2 separate regions of the Homo sapiens genome follow, and region 1 is linked to region 2. Evidence: chromatin loops called from intact Hi-C (ENCODE). Cell type or tissue: dorsolateral prefrontal cortex. All regions are shown on one strand. Each heading gives the region's core, and the rest is flanking DNA. Links, peaks and the distances in the headings are about the cores only. Region 1 overlaps LRRC74A (leucine rich repeat containing 74A). Region 2 holds the start of VASH1-AS1 (VASH1 antisense RNA 1).

Region 1 (8,033 bases), core at 1,375-6,374, 78 kb after region 2:
CTCCTGCCTCAGCTTCCTGAGTAGCTGGGATTACAGGCACCCACTACCGCACCTGGCTAATTTTTTTGTATTTTTAGTAGAAACAGAGTTTCACCATGTTGGCCAGGCTGGTCTTGAATTTCCGACCTCAAGTGATACACCCACCTTGGCCTCCCAAAGTGCTGGGATTACAGGCTTGAGACATCGAGCCTGTATTAGCCTTCTCCTTCCCTTTTGTCAACAATGCCTCCATAACTCTGAACAGTATAGAAATTCCTCTTTTGTAGATGCTCCTAGAACTTTCTCTAGAATCTCTACAAAGCCTTCTGCCCTTAAACAGGGGTTTAATTCTTTGAAAGGGCAAAATGTACTCCGAGCCACATCTGAGGAATGAAGCAGGCTGACCAAACTGGTGGAGCCCAGGTTTGATCAAACACTATTTCACAGGACACATTTTCTCCCATGTCCTACAAACCAGCTCTGAGGGCACTTCCAGAAGGGGAAGTTTCCATTTTGTCCCTGGTCACTTATTGGAATCAGGGATCCTCTTCCAGGGCACTTTCTCTGACAAACAACACTCACGCAGACATGGACATTTCAGGGCTTTGTTTAAGGACTATCTTGCCACTCCAAAGCTGTAAATCATCTGTCAGATGCAGATGCCATTTGAGAGTGGAGCTGAACTGGCAGCAGGTGACAAGCCACCAGCACTCAACAAAAACATCCCATCAAAATTACCCAGGAAACTTACAAGTCAATTTACAAGCTCTAAAATACCCGAACTATCCCAGTCCAGGAGCAGCACTGAGAACAAACTGGAAGAGACAAAACTTCCTGACTTTGGCTTGGGTGGAAGGGGTAGGGTGCACTGGTTGGGCAGGCACGATGGCAGTGCCCTCATCATCATGGGTCCCCTCTCTCCCTGTCACAGAACGTGCTGGTGTCCGAGCAGTTCATGAAAACGTTGGACGGAGTGTATGCCGTTCACCCGCAGCTGGACGTGGTATTCAAGGCAGTACAAGGCCTCTCTCCCAAGAAAACCATCTTCTTGTTGACAAACCCCATGAAACTGATCCAGGTGAGCTCCTGCCTTCCTCTCAGGGCCTCCAGGGAGCCCTGGGGAAAGCTGGCCAATGGCTCCAAATCAGTTTCCAGACTTCTCCCTCCCCACAGTGTCTGTACAACCCTCTCTGATAAGGAATGTCTCAGTCCCTTGGACAGCAGACATGGAATGAATATTCTCCGTGGCTACCAGATCCCTCAGCAGTGCTTCCTGATCTCCAGAGGAAGGGAAGGGCTGAGATCTAGCTGAAGGGGGCAGGTGGACAGAATGGATTATCCCACCCGGACTCCTCCACCTGCTAGCGTATGACCAAGGGCAAGTTACTAAAGCTCTCTGGGTCACAGTCTCTTCACCTGCAGAATGGACACAACAGTAGCCACCCAGTAGGATTGCTTGGAAAATCAAATTATGTCAAATGCATGAAGTGCTTAGAAGGATGCCTGGTATAGAACAAGCACCTGCTTATTATAGACATAGTTTCTTTCCAACTGCTGGTAAGGATATCAAGACATCCCTGCGGTCAGGATGGCTATTTGGCAGCTCCAGCCAAAGAGAGACACTTCAGTCCTTTGTTTCTAATGGTAACTTGCCCCCGACTCATGTTTTCTTAGATTATCTCTGGCAATCACAGGAGGCAGAGGTAAAGCTGTTCTTTCCAACAGCTGGTAAGGATGTCAAGACATCCTTGTGGTCAGGATGGCTATTTGGCGGGTTCAGCCAAAGAGAAACACTCGAGTCCTTTGTTTCTAATGATAACTTGCCCCCAACTCATCTTTTCTTAGATTAGCTCTGGCAATCACAGGAGGCAGATGTAACAGTGGAAATACAAAATCAGAGAATAGTAGCGCCGAAAGGGATGTTATTGCTCCTCTAGTCCCATTGTCTTGCAGAACAGTGCTCAGACCCTGCTTTGGTGTTTCCACAGCGGGCCTCTCACCCTGCAGTGGGGGCAAGGAGCCTGCTGCTGGCCGCAGAGCGGTTACTACCTGGGGAGCAGGCGTGGGGATGCTGCTCTGCCAATGCACGTTCTGCAGGGTGTGTCCCCGGGCTGCTTCCTGCCCCCAGTGGGTCTGCTCTGTGCCTCAGTTTCTAGAACTAAATAAAAGAGCTCCCACATGAAAATTGTTATGTGAAAAATTCTAGAAGACAAAGCGGTGTCCAGTATTTGTACAGGTAAGATGACTTCAGATGGAACCAAGGCAAACCTGTTTTGCAAGGGGAGCAGGGTGCTCCAGTGAACAGGAATGGAGCTGTCTGATGCAAAGTGGGGACCCCACCTCTTGTTTTAAAGACACACAGAAAAAGAATCTTGGAGACCAAACATGCAGAGTCCAACATAGCCCTTCCCCTCAGGGGATCAACAATCTCATTGGAAAGATGGGATGGCTACAGTGACGACCCACAGAACATAGAAAGTTTCATATGGCCAGGCACGGTGGCTATGCCTGTAATCCCAGCAATTCGGGAGGCCAAAGCGGGTGGATCACTTGAGGTCAGAAGTTTGAGACCAGCCTGGCCAACATGGCAAAACCCCATCTCTTCTAAAAATACAAAAATTAGCCGAGCGTGGTGGCAGATGCCTATAATCCCAGCTACTTGGGAAACTGAGGCACAAGAATCGCTCGACGCTTGAACCCAGGAGGCGGAGGCTGCAGCGAGCTGAGATTATGCCACTGCACTCCAGCCTGGGCAACAGAGCGAGACTCTGTCTCAAAAAAAAAAAAAGTGTCATGTGATAAATAATAAATAAGTGACAGAGGCAGAAAATGTAGTCAGAATCCAAATAAGAGATCAACGTAGGATTCGGCAACCAGAAAAGGATGACTTCTTGGAAGAGATGGGAGTGGGTAAGGGCCTTGAAGAATGTCAAAGATTGAGGTGAGCCACAGAGAGTGGGAGGGTGTTCCGGCGAGAGGCTCCTGCCAGCAAAGGTGCTGAGGTGGAACCGCACACAGCATGTTCAGGGGACACTAACACATGACTCCAGGTTCATAGAGGAGCCCAAGAGGCAAAGCTGGCAAGGGAGGCTGGGCTGCAAGTGGCAGCCCTCAGATTTTAGGCTCTGAGTTCGAGTTTGATTCCATCGGGAACAGGGGGCCGGTGAGAGCTGCTGGGCAGTGGATGTGATGCGAATCCAGCAGGATTGAGGAGTTCTGGCAATGGGGAGTGAATTGAAGAGGGTAAGAAAAAAGAGTAGGAAACCAAACAAGCACACTATTGTAGCACTCTAGATGTGGAATGATGGCTTGGCTGAGAATAACAATGGAATTGAAGGGCAGATGTAAGAGCTATCATTATGGAAACATCTCTAGGACTTGGCGAATGGTTGGATATGTGGGGGTGTGTATTGCATGCATGTGAGTGTGTGTGTGTGTGTGTGTGTGTGTGTGTTGGGATAGGAAGGCCTGTGATGATAAAAGAAACCCAAAGATAACCCAAGATTTCAAGGCCAAGGGACTGAAGGAAAGATTGCCAGAGGCAGGGAAGTGCAGATGGGGAAAGTGCCTGCCACCTGGCCCTTACTGTCTCTCCACGTTCTAGCCCCACTGGATTGCTTCCGGATCCTCTTTGCATCAGCTCTCCCTTCACTGCAGGCCTGTGTACGGTCAGGGCAGGTCCTTCCACCTGGAACACTTTTCTTCTTGCCCTCTGGGTCTCGCTCATTCCTACCCGTTCTCAGGTCTCTACACAATGTCACTTCCTGGGGAAACCCTTCTTGGATTCCCTGGTCAAGAGCGAACGCCCTTCGTGTTCCCGAAGCCCTTGGCTTCACCCTTGCATTGCAACCTGTGAACTCCTCCAGGGCAGGGCTGTGTGGGGTCTTAGTAGTAGCACCTACCAAAGTAGCTGGGCAAGGTTCTTAGTTGCTGGCCACAGAATTTACTCCAACTAGGCTAAGCACACGGGGGTTTATTACAGGAGAGAGATCAAAGAAATGTCAGGAGGGCTGAACAAACAGACTCTTGTTAGATTCCAGAAATGGCTCTCAAAGCACCCCAACTGAGTTGCCAAGAGTTGCTGCTTCTGCTATAATCAAGAAGCTGCATGATTGCGGAATGCCCCGCTCAGTCATGAAGCAACCACAGCCGCTGCCCACCACCTGCCTCTCTCAAATCAGACACAAGCCTCACACTTACATCTCAGGCAGGTGCTTGGCAAAGGCCATCCATTCTGACCCCCAGCTGCAAGGGGACTTGGGGAATGTCGCTTTCAGCTTTCCAGGCTCTGCATGGATGAGAAGCCTGCTGTGAAGAAACAGCAGTGGGTGCCGAGGGCTCACCCATGGCATCTGCCATAGCGCTCAGCAGCAGTGTGCTGCTTCAGAGCACGAGGTGCACTTTGGATGTGTTGATTGAAGTGCCGGTGGGGTGTCCAGCAGCTGTGGAGGATGGAGAACTGGAAATGTAGCTTTGGGAGGCACTCCGGAAGGGTGGGAGGCCGTGCACTCCAGAAAGGGAAGTGTGGGGAACAAAGAGCAAGGGCCCCAGGGCTGAACCCTGAGGAAATGCTTCGTGAGAAGGACGTTGCCAGAAATAGCTATCGATACAGTAGGACGCTGTCTGGGAGTTTCTGAGAGTGAGAGGAAGGGGGGGGGGGGGTGGCGGGGGGAAGGGGGGTGGCGGGGGAGAAGAGAAAAAAAGTACTTAAAAAGGACCCAAAAGAATACTGTAATATCGTAAGGCCGGGTGCGGGGAAGAGAAAAAAAAATACTTAAAAAGGACCAAAAAGAATATTGTAATATTGTAAGGCCGGATGCAGTAGCTCATGCCTGTAATCCCAGCACTTTGGGAGGCTGGGGTGGAAGGATCACTTGAGGTCAGAAGTTCAAGACCAGCCTGACCAACATGGTGAAACCCCATCTCTACTAAAAATACAAAAATAGGCTGTGCATGATGGCGCATGCCTGTAATCCCAGCTACCCGGGAGGCTGAGGCAGGAGAATTGCTTGAACCTGGGAGGCAGAGGTTGCAGTGAGCCGAGATCGAGCCACTGAACTCTAGCCTAGGCGACAGAGCGAGACTCTGTTTCAAAATAAAAAAAAAGAGAGGAAAAGAATATTATAATGACATTGAAAAGGTGTTCATATGTGAACAGTGGGTTCTGTAAAACAATAGGTTTAGTAGAAAGATGAGAGATTAGATAGATAAATGTTATACAGATAGATAGAAGTTAGACAGATTGATGTCAGATAGATAGTTAAAAAGATAAAAGGGTCCACACCAAGATGTTACCTCTGTGTGGTGGTATTGGATTTATGGGTGATTTTTAAAATTTTCTCCTGCTAATCTAAAATTGCCTTGCAACGTGAGTAATAATACACTTGATCCTTGAACAACACAGGTTTGAACTGTGCCATTTCATCCACTTTTATGTATTTGGATTTTTTTCAATAAATACAGTCAGCCCTTCGTACCTGTGGGTTCTGCATATGCAAATGTGGATCCAAAATACAGTATTTGAGGAATGAGAAACCCACGGATATGGAGGGCCTGCCTTTTCATATTGGTGGATTTTGGTATCTGAGGGGGTCCTGGAACCAATCCCTTGCACATATCAAGGGATGACTATATTTTTTAAATGAAAAAAATGAAATATCCTTTTAAAAATATTCTAACAAAGTATGTTTCCATATGAGCATTGAGGTGAAACTGTGAGAATCCTAGGAATTCGTAGAGCCAAACTGTCACATTATACAGCTGTGATTTAACCTTTTGATCTCTGAACATCCGCGCGCCATCCACAGCACACCATCTATACCAGTGTTAACAGATTGCGTTTGTAGATAATGATCACTGTCCCATCCTCGTGGCACTGCGGTGCCTGAACAGCCTTGACTTCAGTCCTTCCAACTTTGGAATGGAGGGAGCGTCTGTGCAGTGCCAAGGGGCTCCTAGAAGCATGGCGAGCACACAGGAATCATCCCGGCATGCACCTTTGCCATGCCTGGTGGGTCTGCACTCGGCTCTTGGTCTTAGGGGACACCCAACACCCGGGAGACGCAGGCTCCTCACCTTGGCCTTCTGCCCTTTTTAGCCTTGTTAGGCCTGGAAGCATGGGCCGCTCTTTTGTGGGAGGGAAGGGGGACCTGCGATCGTTGTTACAAGACCAAGTGTTTGCTCCTGGTCTCTCCTGCTTCTCTCAGAGCTATGCAGACCAACACAAAATCACGATCGTGGACTTCTTCAAGAGCTTGAACCCCACTGGGACAATGAAGATGTCTGTGGATGAGTTCCAGAAAGTGATGATAGAGGTGTGCTGGGTCCTAGTGGCAACAGGCTGTGTGTGAGTGTGAGTGTGAGTTTGTGTGTCAGAGAGAGGGGAGAGGAGGAGAAGGAGCAAAAGAGCTTGTGAGCACTTCCTAGAGCTTCCTGGGACAGGCTATGGGACACTCCCCTCATTTATCTAGACCCAGAGGGGAACCTAAGACCTCCCTCAACCCCTGCTGAAGTCATTCCTGTGCTGTGGCTTGATGCCACCAGTGACCCGAGATGCCACTCAGAGACACATGTTCTATCTTGAGGTTTTTCTCCCCATTGCATTTCACTACTGGGCAGATAACAAAGGGAGTGAGAGAGGAGACCACATCCCAAAGTCCCAACATTTCCACCTTAGGAATCATTTTCCTGAAATCTCACATTCCTCTCGCTCCCCATGTAATAAAGGTACTGAAAGCCCCCTGTAATGCATACTTGAAGGGGTCTATCATCAGAGCGTCCCAGGAGAGACTTGGGCCCTGCAGGAATAGGACTCCAGAGGAGAAGTTCCCGGGGCCCAGGCAGGGACGGATAAGGCAGTCGGTGCCCGGTGCCCAGGCCGGGGGTGAAGAGGCTGGCCAGGACTCAGCAGCAGGAAGTGAGAATGAACTTCACAGGATGCAAAGGAGAGTCCTGTTCCCTCCCCCGGTCACTCGCTCCACCTGACTCTGATCTCCTCCTGCCTTATTGCCCCCAAAAAGGGGAGGCCCTTTGGAGTCTGGACAATGACCCATGGGCAGGGAGCTTTTTCCAGCCCCTCCATGCTGTGGAATCAGTTTCCCCTGAGCTCTCAATCAGATGCCCTCCATGGTCCCAAGAGTGAGGCATTGTGTGGGGTGTGTGTGTTGGGGGGGGTGGTAGGTGTGTGGGGTGTGTGTGTGTGTGTGTGTGTGTGTTGGGGGGGTGGGGTGTGTGTGTGGTAGTGTGGGGGGGTGTGTGTTGGGGGTGGGGTGTGTGTGTGCATGTGGTAGTGTGTGGGGTGTGTGGGTGTGTTGGGGGGTGGGGTGTGTGTGTGTGGGGGGTGTGTGTTGGGGGGATGGGGTGTGTGTGTGGTAGTGTGGGGGGGTGTGTGTGTTGGGGGTGGGGTGTGTGGTAGTGTGTGTGGGGGAGTGTGTGTGTTGGGGGGTGGGGTGTGTGTGTGTGTGGTAGTGTGTGTGGGGGTGTGTGTTGGGGGGGTGGGGTGTGTGTGTTGGGGGGGTAGTGTGTTTGGGGGGGTGTGCCTAGGGAGGGGTGAACAGAGTTCTATTAACTGCACATGTTCCATCCACCTCCTCAGCAAAACAAGGTCCCCCTGAACCAGTACCAGGTCAGGGAGGTGATAAAGAAGCTCGATGAGAAGACAGGCATGGTGAACTTCAGGTCAGCCCAGGCCCCGCGACGATCCCCGTTCTCTGCAAGGGGCCCTGGCTGGGCTGATGTGAGCTCCTCCAGCTTTCCTGTCTACACTTTATTACTTGAGGCTTCACCCACCTGCCTGTTCCCTGCATGCCAAGTCTGGGCCCCACTGTCTACCCCCCTTCTCATCCCCAATTCACTTGTTCAGCGAAACTTGAGCCCAATCAGGCGCTGCTGGCTGCTGGGCCGGATGCTGGGGATGCCAGCGGGAGGAGCCGGAGCCCACACTCACAGCCCAGGAGGAGGGCAGGCAAGGGAGCAGATCTTTATGCCCTGGTGAGGTGAGAGGAGCCGTAGGGGTGTGTACCAGGCGCCCTTGCAGCCCAAAGAGGAAGTGTCGC
Region 2 (8,033 bases), core at 1,670-6,669:
GTGCCTTTGAAGCAAAGAGGAAGGGAAGGCAGAACCAGGGATGCCTTTGCTGATGAGAGTGCCTGTCAGGGAAGGCGCCACAGGCTGGCAGCTCTTCAAACCAGCAGCGCTTGACCCAGAGCCAGATCCAGCATGGCCTGGCCAGAGGCACCCTGGGAGGCCAGCTGGTCAGTCCCTTGCCTCCCCAAGTTCCCCCTGGGGTCAATGAGCCCTGGGAGGATGCCTAACCTAACTCCAGCCAGACTAATAGGGGCATGGTGACCCTTGACTCACCATCCCATCCCAGCTTTCAGGGAGTGGGGGTAGTGTGGTCTCCATGTTCCTACTATGCCTAAGAAGAGATGGCTCACCTTGGGAGGTGCCAGGCTGAAACTAGGTCCTTTCCGGGTCTGGATGCTGCCGCTCAGGAGCAGGGGCGTGGCCTCAGCTGCCTCTGGGAGCTTCCCGGGAATGACAGGGTTTGAGGGGAGTAGATATGAGAGGGAGCCGCTCCTGGTTCTGGAGTCTTAGGAGGTTCCAACTTGCAGGATCCTTTCCCAGAGCCCTCCATGGAGAAAACAGCAAAATGAAGCCCTTACCTGCTTGCTGTCTGCAAGGGAGGGAGCCGAGCCCCAGCTGATAATCCCCCAGCACTCACCCTTCCTGAGCTGAGACTTCGGGGCTGTGGAGACCAGCACAGGACATAGTGGTGCTTTTTAAATTTATTTTTAACTGTTTCTCATATGTAGCAACCCCTCCTCCCCTCCTGGGCATGTTTACACAGGCTCTGCTCTGGGGGCTGGCCTGGCTGTGAGGTTTCTGGGGAGGCAGAGAGGCAGGGACTTTGGGGCCTTAGTCACCATCCATGGTATCACCTCATCTCACTTCCTGTGAGGGACAGGGCCTGGCTGATGTGATCCCAGCTCCCCCCAGTTCAGGACTGTCTTTCAGCTCCTTTGCCCCTGGAGGTGGGGGCTGCTGGCTGAGGAGGGGTCAAGGTGAGTTCAAGAAAGCTACCTGTGGAAAATGGACCAGGTTGGGGGGGTGATTGCAAAGTCTCCCCAAAGCCTGGCTCCTCATGCTCAGTGCCAGGGGCAGAACACTGGGGAGCCAGGTATAGAGAGCCTTCCTGTCATAACTGCCAGTCCTCTTCCTCCAAGGCCTCTGCATATTCTCATGTTCCCCTCACCCATCATGCCAGCCACCCCTATCCCTCTTCTAGCAGGGCCAAGATGGGGACAGCAGCAGCCCTCTGGCCTTGGGATGTGATGATAAAGCAAGCCTAGGGCCAGGGTTTGGGGAGCAGAGAGAGCCAAGAAGTTGACCACGTGTGATTTCCAGCCCTTCCCACTGGGACTTGACTTCCCAGGTCAAGGAGTCCGTCTCATTCTGGCTGGTCGAGTGACCAGAGGCCTGTGTGAATGTGTGCACCTGCTTTTCCTGCCTGGAATGTTTTCTGGCTCAGCTGCAGCAACATCTGTGAGCCCAGTGTCTGCCCTGTGTCCCTGGGCTCGCTCCAAGTGCAGGAACATACATGCAGGGCCCAACATGATGATGGTGTGAAGGGCAGGAAACAGTCCTCTGAAGGAGTGGGGAGGTGGGCAGTCTGCCCCCGCCAGGTACCATCGCCTCCTGCCAGCTTCCTTAGACCAGGCAGGGCTGCCATGGTGCTAGCTGCAAGTCCATCAGTATTGACCGTCTCGCTCCATCTTGGTCCTCCGGAGTCCCAAGTTTCCTTTTCATCAAATCTGACAAGAGAGAAGAAACATGGGTGTGCTTGGCCCACAGGGCCTGGTGGTGATGGACCTCCCCGCTCCCTCAAGCTCTGGATGGCTGCAGTGTTGTACTAGACTTTGTTCAGGCTGTTCTCATCTCAGTATTGCCCCTTCCTTTCACTTTCACACTTCATCTCATTCCTGTTGTCACTTTCCCCGAAACGAATAAAGTCTCCCCAGCTCCTGCTGTGTAGGCTGGGCAGAAACCACAACACGTAAGCCTTGTCTCCTTTCCTTTGGAGCTGGGGCCCGAGCCCTCCCCCAGCCCAGCGGCATTAGCCCCATTGGCTCTGGGAAGAGCCTGACCTGAGGTGAGCCTGAAGCCAGGGAACAGGAAACCTCCCAGCGCCTGCAGTCATGATGAAACTTCTGGGGTTCCAGACTTCCTCAGCCTGCTGAAGCCCCTCAGGCCTTGTTAACCCTGATCTGTGAGCAGTGCTTTCCCCCTCTTCACACAGTGGGCCTGGCCTCCAGAGGCTCAAGTTAGCACCCAGGATGTATTCCAGGACCCTGCTCTTCCAGTCTCAGTCCACAGCAGTCCATCAGGAGCAAAGGAGAAATGGGGCATGTTCTCCTGGGAGATGAGTGTAGCTCAGGAAACCGTAGCAACCTTCTCATCACTTGACATCCAGAACCCATGGGGTGGAAAACACTTCGGGTCCCATCCGTCACCCCCCACTCTTCCTCTCTGTTGTCCCTCCAGCTCTGGACCTCTTCCCACACTTTCAGACAAGCCCAAACAGTTGAAACCAGACTTGCACAGAAAATATCTTTTGGATTTCACAGCATATTTCACCCATAACCCTTCCTGCCCTTGTCTCAGCTCTCCTTTCATTCAGCTTAAGGGTAAAACCCAGACCTGTGAGAGAGGAAACAGTGTATTTCTTACTTTTCATCCCAGCCAGTCCCCACAAGATCGTGGCTAGAAGTGTAGCTTCGCACCGCCAAGACCCCCTCATTTTCAGTGGTGTGGTAGTGACCAGGGGAGGAGGAGGCATGGCAGCAGGAAAAGGAGAGGTGACCCGCAGGAATCCATAGACATCTGGGACTGTACACCAGTAAACGGAGGCAGTTTTGTTACAGGCTCCTTTAAATCCAGCTAAAGCATTACCCAAAAAAAGCACTTCAAAGTAACCAGAATTTATGAATACCTTGCATTGCACACCCTTTCATAGACGCAGTGTTGTAATTTTCATATTTAAGTCCAGCTGATATGATACCAAGTAAAGGGCCTCAGGCTTCAACAAGACAGGTTCATACACAGTGGGGCCCCTGGCCTGCTCTTGTACAAATGAGGGGCTGGGTAAGTAAGTGCTGGGGTGAGAATCTACGTAATGAGTCAGGTAGGCTCTTTGTGGACACTGGCCATTTTCTTAGAAAGCAGAAGGAAATGTCATTGCAGACTCCTGGAGGATCAGAACCCGACCTGCTTGGGGGTGGAAGGGGTTACCTCATTTCCTGCTGTCCCATTCCTCAGGCTCACAGCACGCACCTGCCTAATTTAGGCACCTGACTAACTGGGTTAGACCTTTGGGTGCAGGTGGCCCTTCTCAGAGGCCTGACGATGAAGGGGTTGAAGCTCTGCTGCCCCATTTACCAGGAGCTGGCATTTGGACCACTACCGTGGAGGTAGTGACAGGAAGCAGTCATACCAAGAACCAAGCAGAATGGCCCAGAAGCAGGCTGCCTGTAACCCTTAGTGTCTGCCAGCAAGGTGAGGGGACCAGCTGTTGAGGCCTGGCAGAAGATGAGGAGAGGCCACGTCAGGTCAGCTGGCAGGTCACCTCTCTGAGCCCCGTCCAAATGACAATGTGCACACAGATATACAAACTTTTTCCAACCCTGAGCCTGAAAGGACTTGGTTGTTGGAAGCACAAAACCTCCAAGAATTTTAAGTGTAGGCTCTGTTCTCTCCACAGCGAGCTGAGGCTTCAGGCCTTAGGGTCATAGGAGCTGACTGGGGATGGGACAGAAGTGCAGAGTTCCCTCCACAACCCATGAAGTCCACATTCTCTTGCTTCCAGCAGATCTGCACCCTCACCACCATGCTGCCATCTGGCTGGCCCATACCTGGAACAGTCTTGTCTAGCACATTTGCTCAGGAGGGAGAGGAGAGGGGATGGACCAGAGTGATGGGAGCCCAGGGCTGCAGGGCAGCTCCCCCTGGTGGACCCTAGAGGTGGCCCCTCCCACTCCTGGGAGAAGAGAAGCCACACTGTGCATTTCGCAGCCAATCAAAACACAACCCTCCAATAGAGGGCGGAATGGGGTTACCAGAAGCTGGGAAAAGCAGGGGAGGAGAATGAAGAGCAGGTGGATGGTACAAAAATATGGTGAGGACTAAGTTCTAGTATTTGATAGTACAGTAGGGAGACTATAGTTAACAATTTATTGTATATTTCAAAATAGCTAGAAGAATTGGAATGTTCCCAGCACAAGGAAAAGATAAATGCTTGAGGTGATAAATGTCCTTAAATATCCTGACTGGTCATTACACTTTGTACGCATGTATCAAAATACCATATGCAGCCCCAAAATATGTACAACTATCACATGTCAATTTTAAAAAGGAAAAACAAAACAACCAGAACATTCCTCTAGTTAGTAGCTACAACAGGGCAGGAACTGGAGAGAAAAACAAAACAAAAAAAGCAGCAGCCTCCTGACTGGCCATTTCCCTTCTTGGTCTCCAGTTAAAAGCTGCCTCTGAGCTCCCCCAGCCCCAGGCCCCCACCACCAGCCTCTGCCTTCCAAGATAACCTGTCTTGCCTGATCCTGGAAAGGCTTGTGAGAAACTTGGGGTGGTAAGAAATAAACCAAAGGAGATTCTCAAATTCTATCTCTGGGATTTCTGTTTCCTCAGGTGTAAAGGTAGAATCTGAACACCACCTAAACTGCCACCACACAGTGCCACTGTCTTTGCTAGCTGACGTGGAAGTACTGTGCAAACTTAACAGAAGTGCTGTGGAGATGCTAACTGACTGAGGCAACTAGGAGGAACCCTCCCTGCCAGGAAGAGGTTCTTGGGGATATACCTCAAAGCTTAGGGCTTTCAAATACTTCCTAGCCAATGGGCCCAACTGTCCAGCCTGGCTGGGGTAACGATCTACTCCCAACTCCTACCAATAATTCTCTGGAATTCTTAGCACCTTTTTCTTGCCAAAGCCCAAACAAAGCAATTTCAGATCTGAAAATTCTTCACAAGTAGAAGTGATTATTAACTTTAATTTCTATTTCACCAAGGAATGTGAACTGAAATACAGAGAGGTTAAGTAACTTACCTACAGTCACCAGCTGAACAGGCCAAGAGGACAAATGATGTTTCTAATTCCTAGCTGAGTTTTCTTTCTTTTCTTTTCTTTTCTTTTTTTTTTTTTGAGATGGAGTTTCACTCTTGTTGTCCAGGCTGGAGTGCAATGGCATGATCTCGGCTCACCACAACCTCCGCTTCCCAGGTTCAAGCAATTCTCCTGCCTCAGCCTCCAAGTAGCTGGGATTACAGGCATGCGCCATCACGCCCGGCTAATTTTGTATTTTTAGTAGAGACGGGATTTCTTCATGTTGGTCAGGCTGGTCTGGAACTCTCGACCTCAGGTGATCCACCCGCCTCAGCCTCCCAAAGTGCTGGGATTACAGGTGTGAGCCACCGCACCCGGCCGCTAAGTTTTCTTTTTACTAAATCAATTGAGGGGATCGCAACCCAGGTAGTGCAATGGAAGCAACCAAGTGGCTTTAAATCAATCAGATTCTCAGAGACTGATTCAGAGGCCTGGTGTGGGTTCTGGGAACCTGTTCAGGTAAGACAGAAAACCAGATCTGGTTTCAGGGCTCCCAGTGGGCATGTGGGCTTGGCTGGTCTTACTACATAGGGAGGTTGGAAGACAAAAGCACCAACAGAGGTAGGCCTAGGAAGGAAGAGACATTTTTCCAGCGACAGATGGCCCACTGCTCAGCCCTGGCTCCAGAATGCAAAAGAGATCAGAAATAGATGCTCAGCAAGAGGCATGTGCCACCCGCATCATGTCTCATGCAGCTGCCATAGCTTTAATCAGGAAAACACACATCTTATCCCACTTTGCACAGACCCTCCTGAAGTGCAGAAGATACTAGGAGGAGGCATGGGGGGAGCAGATGGAGGAAGAATGAAAAGCAGTCCAAAGAATCATTCTCTCACTTGGGAAGGACAGAAGAAAGCTGTACCCCAGCAGTGTCAAGGCAGGAGGCTTCACTCAAGCCCTGTTCCTCCCAGGCCTCACAGCAGTGGGAATTTACCTCAGCTAATAGAGGGAGATCTTACAACACATTTCTCAATCTAGATTCATGTCTTGAGACCCCACCCCAAGATCAAAAGCTCCTTAGTCTCTTCCTCTGCCCACCTCATTCTTCAGGCCCTCTCTCAAGGACCTAATCCCTTCAGGATCCTAATAAAATGAACAACATTGGGGGGAAAAAAGGTAAACCTTTATTTGGAAAAAGAGTTTAAATAACAATTTAAAACCCCATTTCACTTTCAAAACAGAAACAAGAAAGCAAGGAAAAGATAATCTATCAAGCATCTGCCCTCTGCTGTGGTTAGCCATTTTAAAGCTGCATTTCCCAGCAGAAGAGAACAGTGATGGGCCCTAGTCCTAGGAACCCACAGGGCACTGTCTTGAGACCCTTTTAGGCAGTGTCCAGGGAACAGACAGACAGAATGAATGGTGGGGTGTAGACAGACCTGGGGCTCAGACAGGCACATGCCCAGTACCCAGGAAACAAAGTTTGAAAATATATACACATAGAAAAATAAATTCCCTAGAACCTAGGCATGGAAAGCTTCTAACCATGAATGCAGCAGCACAATGCAAACTGGGTCTTTGGCTTTCAAAAAAAGGAAAGAACCTTAACCCCTGGCTTACTGTCCCGAACTCAAGTCTCTTGACCACTGTCTTCAGTCCCACTTTGGAGGTCGAGTGAGGCAAGAGCAAGTCAAATCTACCAGGGCCAGCAGCCACTCTGACTTAGGGAGATGTGTGGAGGGGCTGGCCCAGGATCTCCCAAGGCCACACCCCAGCAATGAAAGATTAAGGCATGCAGGTGACACAGTGTGGACTAAGGAGTCCCCTGAATAAGCCAGGGTACCCTTCTGTTAGGGGAGGGAAAGCAGACGCAACAAGCAGCTGAGGCCTTGCTGGACAGAGCCAATCCGCAAGTACTGCCACTTCAAATTCTTGGACCAGTTTTGTCCAAGGCCACCTTTCTGCTGAGGCAGTTTGGCCTGAGCTAAATACCAGGGTTTTCTAGAAAGGAAATGGAAGGGAAGCGGGAGATGGGAGATAGCAGAAAGTAAAAAGTGGTGGAAGGAGAGGAACAGAAAATTGCTTCTTAGGAGTGGAGAGGAAAGAGAATCAGCTTAGGTCTTCAGTCCCAGCTGAGGCAGCTGAAGAGTCTACCTGCTCCTTCCCCTACTGGAACTCCTACCCTTGCCCCAGTTCTGCAGGCTGCAGAGTCCAGTGAAACAAGAGTTTCCTGAAGACTCTTTCTCCTCCTAATCCTTAAATAGTTTTAAACCTCATACCACTACCCTAGCCCAATGAACCCCACATAAGGGTTCAAACTTCCGCCTCCCTCAGGGAAGCCTGGGGAAAGGGATGGCCCTTGTGAAATTACACCAGGTCTGTGGGGAGCTCTGGGTTGGAGGCACAGGGCCAGCTGGGACAGGTAGCGCATCCCCCAAAATTTGCCACTCCAGGATGTGGGCCCCATTTGTTCCCAGAGCCCAGACGCCGGGCCTGCCCTGGTTGGCAGGATGAATGCCTAATGAAACACAGAGGCTAAAAGGAGAGATGGGGCCATGCCCTGCTGCTGCCTGCTCATACATAGGTACTTGGGTAGACTCTGAACCTGCCCCAGGCCTACAGCCCCAACATGAAAAGTGGACTGGTCAGAGGCAGGCATGGCTGTGCAGAAGTCTCACCCCAAGAGGACACATACATGATATGCATATCTCACATATGCATGCCTGGCAAGAGGGCTGGGCCCAGAAGTCCTGAAGGCAGGGAAAAGGTCAGGTCAGAAGGTACATCAAGAAACGGCCTGAAAGCAAATAACCAATGAAATCAAGAACTCCCATAACCCTGGTAATTAAAAATCAAGGGGGAGCGCTGGATACATGGAAGGAAGGGGGAGCCCCCCTTCTGCCTCTCCCAGGGCCACTGAGTGTGTGGCACAGGATTAGGAAGAGGCTGGGGTGGGGCAAGGACCACAGGCAGAGAACGCAGCCAGGCCTGGAGAAAGTCT

What was found. Hi-C counts contacts between places; a loop is a spot of excess contacts. Peaks named below come from ENCODE experiments on the same cell type or tissue, not always from the same donor. Only the 100,000 strongest peaks of a DNase experiment are listed, where the experiment ranks them.
Region 1: it touches region 2 in a loop (5-fold over the local background); 1 of 110 quality-filtered maps calls a loop at or near these places.

Annotation. Positions count from the first base shown.
Region 1 is chr14:76,859,783-76,867,815 of GRCh38, forward strand. LRRC74A (leucine rich repeat containing 74A) reads left to right here. Exons shown (of 14, transcript NM_001385106.1): 11 at 911-1,057; 12 at 6,186-6,293; 13 at 7,574-7,656. Among named protein-coding and RNA genes, the nearest start is that of LRRC74A, 37 kb to the left of the region's middle. In dorsolateral prefrontal cortex, for the core only: no CTCF peak of the experiment used is centred there; DNase peaks (open chromatin) are centred at 4,161 and 4,400; H3K4me3 peaks cover 1,123 bases; H3K27ac peaks cover 1,443 bases.
Region 2 is chr14:76,781,050-76,789,082 of GRCh38, forward strand. VASH1 (vasohibin 1) reads left to right here. Exons shown (of 7, transcript NM_014909.5): 7 at 1-1,966. ANGEL1 (angel homolog 1) reads right to left here. Exons shown (of 10, transcript NM_015305.4): 10 at 4,960-8,033. VASH1-AS1 (VASH1 antisense RNA 1) reads right to left here and starts at 5,675. Exons shown (of 2, transcript NR_104184.1): 1 at 5,036-5,675; 2 at 684-1,727. RefSeq lists an enhancer at 3,773-3,822. In dorsolateral prefrontal cortex, for the core only: CTCF peaks have their summits at 3,942 (motif pointing left) and 4,150; DNase peaks (open chromatin) are centred at 3,932 and 5,712; H3K27ac peaks cover 5,000 bases.